Linked DNA regions of Homo sapiens: region 2 is linked to region 1. The links are chromatin contacts, found by Hi-C or POLR2A ChIA-PET in ENCODE. All regions are on one chromosome and are shown on one strand. Each heading gives the region's core, a stretch centred on a gene start or an enhancer-like site at or near the end of the contact. The rest is flanking DNA. Distances are from core to core; before and after follow the strand shown.

Evidence for each region. Hi-C counts contacts between places; a loop is a spot of excess contacts on that map. ChIA-PET counts read pairs that join two places held with the same protein, here RNA polymerase II (POLR2A). Pooled maps may share reads with other maps.
Region 2: a loop to region 1 is called in a map of gastrocnemius medialis, with 4 times the contacts of the local background. The contact joins two enhancer-like sites. A Hi-C loop is called at or near these places in 5 of 168 maps with a recorded cell type or tissue (Right ventricle myocardium inferior, body of pancreas, cardiac septum and 2 more) and 2 of 50 pooled maps. POLR2A ChIA-PET finds 5 or more read pairs at or near these places in 5 of 52 experiments (HCT116, MCF 10A, OCI-LY7 and 2 more).

The regions. Positions count from the first base shown.
Region 1 is chr21:36,833,115-36,837,314 of GRCh38, reverse strand. All of the region lies in intron 6 of HLCS (holocarboxylase synthetase), which reads left to right. Among named protein-coding and RNA genes, the nearest start is that of HLCS-AS1, 130 kb to the left of the region's middle. Within about 2 kb of position 1,699, at least 2 of the 41 ENCODE cell types and tissues checked have a DNase peak (open chromatin) inside an H3K27ac peak, as active enhancers do; they include gastrocnemius medialis, where a contact is called at or near this core.
Region 2 is chr21:36,788,898-36,793,097 of GRCh38, reverse strand. All of the region lies in intron 6 of HLCS (holocarboxylase synthetase), which reads left to right. It overlaps LOC105369305 (a long non-coding RNA gene), which reads right to left. Exons shown (of 2, transcript XR_937700.3): 1 at 1-4,200. Among named protein-coding and RNA genes, the nearest start is that of SIM2, 92 kb to the right of the region's middle. Within about 2 kb of position 1,761, at least 5 of the 41 ENCODE cell types and tissues checked have a DNase peak (open chromatin) inside an H3K27ac peak, as active enhancers do; they include gastrocnemius medialis, where a contact is called at or near this core.

The sequences.
Region 1 (4,200 bases), core at 450-2,949:
CATATAGTTTGTATAATGCTTCAGGTTTTCACAAAACTTTTATAAATAGCTTTCTGAACAATAAGCAGGTCAGGTCCCAATACCAAGAATGTCAAATGCCATGCAGTTTTTTATTTGTTTGTTTTGTTTTTTGAGACGGACTCTTGCTCTGTTGCCCAGGCTGGAGTGCAGTGGCACAATCTTGGCTCACTGCAACCTCCGCCTCCCAGGTTCAAGCGATTCTTCTGCCTCAGCCTCCAGAGTAGCTGGGATTACAGGCACATGCCACCACGCCTGGCTAATTTTTGTATTTTTGTAGACATGGGGTTTCACCATGTTGGCCAGGCTGGTCTTGAACTCATGACCTCAGGTGATCCACCTGCCTCAGTCTCCCAAAGTGCTGGATTACAGGCGTGAACCACCGTGCCCAGCCGCCGTGCAGTTTTTATATGTTTATTGACATTCAACAGGCAATTTTGGTCCAGTTCTGACTACATGAGAAAGAAGCTTAGATCATGCCTTGACACTTACCGCCTTAAAAAAAATTCCCTGATGAGCAGTGATGGTGAGCATTTTTTCATGTGTTTTTTGGCTGCATAAATGTCTTCTTTTGAGAAGTGTCTGTTCATGTCCTTTGCCCACTTTTTGATGGGGTTGTTTGTTTTTTTCTTGTAAATTTGTTTGAGTTCATTGTAGATTCTGGATATTAGCCCTTTGTCAGATGAGTAGGTTGCGAAAATTTTCTCCCATTTTGTGGGTTGCCTGTTCACTCTGATGGTAGTTTCTTTTGCTGTGCAGGGAATTGAACAATGAGAACACATGGACACAGGAAGGGAAACATCATACTCTGGGGACTGTTGTGGGGTGGGGGGAGGGGGGAGGGATAGCATTGGGAGATATACCTAATGCTAGATGACGAGTTAGTGGGTGCAGCGCACCAGCATGTCACATGTATACATATGTAACTAACCTGCACATTGTGCACATGTACCCTAAAACTTAAAGTATAATAAAAAAAAATTCCCTCAGGATTTTCACTGTCCTGGTAAGCAAATAATCATCCTGTTGCAGCCCCAGGGTAAGTGTAGCTCTTGCTCCTGTCTTGCAGTGGGAGAGGTGACTGTGGAAGGACATCGGCCCTTACCAGTATGGAGCTGTGTAAGTGGGGCCGTGTTCCAGAATAGTTTTGTCACAGTGACTAGGAGATTTTCTCGGGGGACTTTTGTGGGACTCTGCTACGAATACAAGCAAACCGTAATAAGAATGAAGGTTCGGACGTGGCACTGGGGATAGGAGTGGGGAGAGACCATGAGCAGATTTGCATGACATTCTTGGGTAAGGTGATGTGTTAGTTGTGGGCAGGGTGGTGGTGGGGTGTAGAAGGCCACTCTAAGCCAGGGGACTCCTGGTTTGATTTTAAAAATGGGAATCAGGTCTTTGTGGGTATTAAGAACACACAAAAGGGCCCATGGAAAGAGCATCACCTCTGACATGCCCGAAGGAATGTTCTCATGTCTAAAATTGTCTAGGTCCTCCTCATTGCTCACAAAACATGACATCTTCACAGAGGCTAATTAGACTACTCCATGGCATGCCTACTGGGGACAGCTGATCCAGGGTGTGTGGCAGCATCTTACTCCTGTGACAGCTGATTCTGCCCTGGATTGGGAGAGGTGCCCAGGGCCATAAACTCGGGAGAGCAGGGAGGCTGGGTGTGGCCTGCCTGGGCCAGTGAGAGTGGAGCTCCTCCCCAGAGTCTCACAGTGAGTAGGATACTACCCTGCAGCCCAGAGCTGCTGTCTGAACTATATTTGGATTTACAGGCTAGGGAGGGACAGAGTGATAAAATTACTGCTTCCAACTGTGATCTAGAGAAATTATGACTTCATAGTCCAGCTTTGACATATGCTCTGGATTTCATCTTACTGCTAATAAAATACATTTTAGTTGTCATTTGGCTTTAATCAAGTTTTTGACCCAAAAGGTGATAGTTATGATTATTGCTTTTGCCGCCTGATTTCTGTGGGGTTTGTATAGGCATATTCGTACTGAAAAGATCCTTGGCTCCATAAAACTCTTGACATAATGTGAAATTAAAATCTTTATGACTGTATTTAGGAAAGACTAAACCATCAGTGACTTTACTGATCATCTGAATCAGACGTCTTGGAATCCCCCATTTACTTTAAATCTTAGAAGCAGTTGCCTGCTCTGCTAGAAATGGCTCTTCCCCCAGCCTGTGGCTTTTGTCCGGCCAGGACATTGGGGAATGGGTGAGATGAGGCTGAAGACCCTCACCTGGGAATCTCGAGAATCTTCTGTTCTCGAGAAGGCTTCTAACAGGTGTCAGAGTGCTTAGCCTAACTCCTGACCCCCCACACTTCCTGCTGCTCATTGCTTTCTCCAAAGAAGTTATTCTCATCTTTCAGCCTAAAAATGTATTTTTGACCTCAGAATAGGATGCCTTAGAAGTGTCTGCTGGGGCCAGGTGTGGTGGCTCATGCCTGTAATCCCAGCACTATGGGAGGCCGAGGCAGGCGGATCACGAGGTCAAGAGATTGAGACCATCCTGGCCAACATGGTGAAACCCCATCTCTACTAAAAATACAAAAATTAGCTGGGCATGCTGGCATGTGCCTGTAGTCCCAGCTACACAGGAGGCTGAGGCAGGAGACTCGCTTGAACCCAGGAGGCAGAGGTTGCAGTGAGCCAAGATCGTGCCACTGCACTCCAGCCTGGCGACAGAGTGAGACTCCGTCTCAAAAAAAAAAGTGTTTGCTGGAAGAGTCTCTTCATACACAGCCTCAATCTGTGGGACCACTGAAAGCAGCCAGACAGTGTCAGGCTCGGCCACCCCTGGGCTCAGTCACTCTTGGGATTGGCCTCTCTGGCGCTTGGCCACTCGCCCACCTGGCTACTTTCAATGCTTGGCCCATCTTGGTCACACTTGGACATGCTCATGCTGGTGCTCAGTGACATTCCCTTTTCTCCCCTCATGCACACTCCCACAGACTCCCACACACTCACAAGGAGAAAAGAAGGAAGTTCACTTCCACATTTGGAATCTGGAACCTCATTACCTCAGTGTGTAGAACTTAGGTGAGTATAGTGACTCCCAGTATTCATGAAGAGCTGCAGTGTGTCAGGGGATAAATACAGCTATCCTTCAGTATCTGTGAGGGATTGGTTCCAGGACCCCGGCGTACGCCAAAGTCCGTGCGTACTCAAGTCTGGCAGTGAGCCCTGTGGAACCCTCGCCTAGGAAAAGTCAGCCCTCTGTACATTACAGGTTTTGCGTCCCACCAATACTATATTTTCAGTCTGCGTTTGGTTGGAAAAGAATCCACGTATAAGTGGACCCATGCAGTTCCAACCTGTGTCATTCACAGGTCCACTGTACTAAATTCTAGCAAATCCTCTTCAATCCGGGCAGTTGTGTAAAGGAGAATCATCTCTTCCCAAAACTCACGTCCATAGCTCGTGAGCAAATTTTGATCGCAGGAAATATTTTCAAGCTGCAGTTGTTCCAGTAGTCATTTTAGTTGGGAATCTTTGGCTCCTTTACCACTTGCTTATGTTTGAACTTCTTCATTTTATCTGATTTATCCCTCCCTGGTTTGACTGATGCCTTATCCTCTTCTGTTTATTTGAGGTATTTCCACAACTTATTCTGCCTTTACTGAATATTAAAATCTCCATACAGAGTCAGTGTCCAAATCAAATATATATATATATATATATAATTTTTTTTTAGACAGTCTCCAACTCTCTCCCTCAGGCTGGAGTGCAGTGGCATGATCTTGGCTCACTGCAACCTCCACCTCCCAGGTTCAAGCAATTCTCCTGCTTCAGCTTCCCGAGTAGCTGGGATTACAGGTGCATGCCACTACATCTGGCTTATTTTTGTATTTTTATTAGTGGCAGGGCTTCACCATGTTGGCCAGGCTGGTCTTGAACTCCTGACCTCAAGTGATCCACCCACCTTGGCCTCCCAAAGTGCTGAGATTACAGGTGTGAGCCATTGCACCCGGCCAATCCTAGCACTTTGGGAGGCCTAGGTAGGAGGATCACTTGAGCCCAGGAGTTCAAGAACCAGCCTGGGCAACAAAGTGAGACCTCATCTCTACTAAAATTAAAAAAAAAAAAATTTAGCTAGGCATGGTGGCATGTGCCTGTAGTCCCAGCAGGTTGGGAAGCTGAGCTGGGAGGATCACTTGAGCC
Region 2 (4,200 bases), core at 512-3,011, 44 kb after region 1:
TTAATCAGGAATCAAAAGCGCATGAGGGGTTCAAGTCCAACTGCAAAGCTTGGGGTTCTGGAGGACCACAGATGCAGCTGCCCCCAAGGATGCTGAGCATGTGACTACACATGCAAATGAAAGGGAAACAAAACCAAATGGATGGGGTGATGGGCAGAGTTAAGGTCTAGACAGCATTTTGAGATCTTTGCTGTCCTCACCATGAGTCACTCTAGAAAGCCTGGGGGTCACATGACTGAGGGGACACAGCCCTTTCCCCAGAGCCTCTCCCTGCATCCTCTCGTTCTTGCCCCTGGCTGCTGGCTCAGGAGGCACCACGTGTTGTAACAGCTCTGTGGTTCTGGAGTGAGACACAGGTTGTTGGCTTCGTTACTTGGGGATGAATGTTTGTCATAGGTACTGGGCATGCCTCTTGACAGCCATGTGACCCTGGATGAGTAACTTCAGTTCTCTGAGCAGGTGCCTCATCTACAAATGGGGATTGTCATTGCTCCCATCAGTCTAAGGAGGAAATGAAATCATAAGTAGCAGCTCACTCTGGACTGACGTAGCACAATTGGCTGATGATCATGGTCGTCCTCCTCCTCCCCCCGCTCCCTTCCCTTCCATCCCTTCCCTCCCCCTCTCCCTTCCCTCCCCCCCTTCTCCTTTTCTTGTCATCATCAGGGTAAATCGAAGGAAAGAGCCATTTTTGCAGGTCTAAACGGTTGAATGTTAGGGATTTCACATGGTTCCACCTGCTACTTCTGCTCTGACCACTGATAACAGTGACACACAGATGGCAGCCGTCCCTGGTCACACAGATGCCAAAGTGAGCTCATTCTCCTGCTGTGTGACAGAAGAAAAGGCTGACGGTCCCCAGAGCGTAGCGCTGGGAGCCTGCGGGGTAGCCGCCGGGTGATTTACCAGGGTCCCCTTCTAGGTTTCACTATTGGCACCTGGTTAATGGGAAGGGGATTTAGGGACCCGGTGCTGAGATGGTCTTTTACTGTTCTTCAGAGCAAAGTCCTGTGAACGCTGACAGGTAGCGCACTCACCTTCTAGGTTTGAAAGCTCGCTTGTTCCTGTCTGTGTGGCTGGCCCACACCTAACTGCCATGAGGTTTTTTTCCGCTGCCTTTCTGATGGCTTCACAGTGGGAAACCTGCTGTGTCCATCCCAGCCAGCCCTTTCTTTGTGAAAGTGGTAAGAAGATAACCCCATTCTAACTTGGTTGTTCTTTTTTCCTTTCCTTTTGCAAAGAGTGCTTTTGCCGGGGGTGGGGTGGGAGGCTGCAAGGGTTTTGGAGCCATGGAAACTTAATCCTTGTGTGTCCAGCAAACAGGCCCCTTGGAGCAGCCGCATTCCATGCAGCCCCGTGGCACCCGCTTCCGTGGCCCTCGAGGGCCCACCCTCGAGGGTGCTCGGCATTCTGTCTGAGCCCCAGCCTGCCTGTCTGCCATATTCCCCATCACCCCCTATTTCTCTCACATGGTACTAACCCACCTAGAGTAGGTTACATTTAATGGGGTGAGAAAAATCCACACCGTAAGAGAAAAGTCGCAGGTGAGGTCAAACTGCTTCCTCCCAGGAGGGAAAATGATTTTTTCTCCTCTCTGGCTCCCACACTGAAAATTCATACAAAAGGGCTCTTTTTATGTTTGATGTATTGCCTTTAAAAAACAAACCTTTCATGTTTTTTCATTTTTGGTTCATACCTCTTGGCCGACCCAGCAGGAACTTGGCAGTTGGTGAGCAGCTTCTCGCAAATGCTGAAAGCGGTCTCACTGAACAGTCACCGCTGCCCAGAGCCCTGGATGTGTGGGTTGGTGTGTACTCGGCTCCGGCAGGGGTGGGGGTCTGCATGTTGTTGCCCCGGACATCCTATGTGGGGTTTCCTTATGCGATTCTTGCTACTTGGTATGTATTTGAATTGTTTTTACAACAGAGGACGCTTCTTAGGGTTACCTGAGGCACGGTGAGCAGGTTTTATTTTGGACAAGCCTATATGTTGCTGTTTTTTTCTATTATGATTCATGTCCCCAAAGATCTCTGCTGAGGCATATTTAGCCAACTTTAAATACAAGCAAGCTCAAACAAAGGCACCCCTGCATCTATCATTTCATTTTCTTCTGTTTACAAAGCACATTGTCCTACACCCAGGTTCTTTGCCAACACCACTGCCAAATCAACACAGATGGACAAAATGGTGGACGGAATGGCTTAAGAACATTTTGCTGACTTCCTCATTTTTTTTCCACGGAGAGAACACCACAGTTCTGCCATCAGCTGCTCCCAGAACCTGAAGTGCTCTGCAGGCTGACAGAAACACTGCCCTGCCAGAGTGGTTAATAGCAGCTTCTGACCTGCCTTCCTGGGCAGACAGCCTCCTGCCTGTCTGAGCCTTCACAGCCCAGATTGGAGCATTCCTGCGTCCGTTTGCGTTTTTCTCCATGGATGATCAAAAGCATAAGATCGTGGGAAAGGCAGCCATTGAGCCACGGAAGCGTAAGATCATGGGAAAGGCAGCCAGATACAGAATATGTCTATGTGGTTGTTTCCTGTCTTCAATCTGAATGAAGAGCCAAGGAAACACCATAGGTCCCACTTCCTAATCCTCCATGATTTTGGTGTGTTTGTTGGCTGTTTTCACCCTCTACATCAGCCAACAAACACACACACCAAAATGTTTTTTTGTTTGTTTGTTTGTTTGTTTTGAGATGGGGTCCCACTCCATCGCCAGGCTGGAGTGCAGTCGCACGATCTCAGCTCACTGTAACCTTCACCTCCTGGGTTCAAGCAATTCTCCTGCCTCAGCCTCCTGAGTAGCTGGGATTACAGGTGCACCCCACCACACCCAGCTAATTTTTGTATTTTTAGTAGAGACAGGGTTTCACCATGTTGGCTAGGATGGTCTTGATCTCCTGACCTCGTGATGGGCCCACCTTGGCCTCCCAAAGTGCTGGGATTATAGGCATGAGCCACTGCGCCAGGCCCAAAACGGTTTTTAATGATAATACCCAGGGTGGGCAAGGATATAATGAAACAGGTACTTTTAAGCCTTGTTCAAACCCCAGTGGGAGTGTACATTAGAGCAACCTCTTGAAAAGCAGTGTGGCAGTAGGCATCAGGAGTTGTAAAAAGTTAATATCCTTGACCCATTGATACCACTTCTAGTAATCTACCCTTAAGAAATGATCAGATACATCGGAAAGTTCATACTCACAAAGATGTATAGTTAAGTACTCTGTACACACTCACTCAATGGAATATTGTCCATCAGCAGAAAGACTATGGCAAGATACAGAAATGCTCAGACCACTTAAAGTAAAAAGCAGGTTTCAATAAATTATTAATTCGTAGATTAAAATCTTAAAACATGCATCTTTGAGAAAGGACTAGAAAATGCGTAAGGTGGCAATCGTTGTGTTAGTATGTGTGATGAAATCTTTTGTTTCTGTTTTCCAGACTGTCGGGATTACTCTCATAATTTTTAAAATTAATAAACCAAATATCCTGTACACTTCCAACCATGGTAAAGGGAAACATTACTTTGGTCTTCACTAATTTAGAATTTGTGATTGTCTTGATACAGATTACATGGAAATTTCCTAGTTTATGGACACAAACAAAATTATAGGGAAAATGTATAAATTACTTGAGTAGATCAAGCCCAAAGCCATATTCTGGTATAATTTTAGTTAATTAAATGTATTTAAAATAAGTAGAACTACATTTAAAAAGAATGTTTTTCACCACATCACTCTACAGTTTTCTGACTTACTGATTTCATTGTGTTTGTAACATTAAATGGATGAGGTGGTATGTACTGTTTAAGAAGTCGAACAACCAGCCTGGGCAACATAGCAAGACCCTGTCTCTAGAAAAAATTTAAAAATTAGCCAGGCATGGTGGCACACACCTGTGGTCCCAGTTACTTGGGAGGCTGAGGTGGGAGGATGGCTTGAGCCCGGGAGGTCAAGCCTGCAGTGAGCTATGATTGCACCACTGCACTTTAGCCTGGGCAACAGAATGAGAGTCTGTCTGAAAACAAACAAACAAACAAAATTAAAAGAAGTAGAGCAAAAAAAATCAGGTGGCTGTTATGGCCATAGGAGATGCGTCTTCTTATTGCCTTTTTCTAGTAGGATAATCAAGATTCTCAGTTACTAACTAGAGGGACTTTCTCTTACCCACTAGAACTTTCCTAATCAAAGAATGT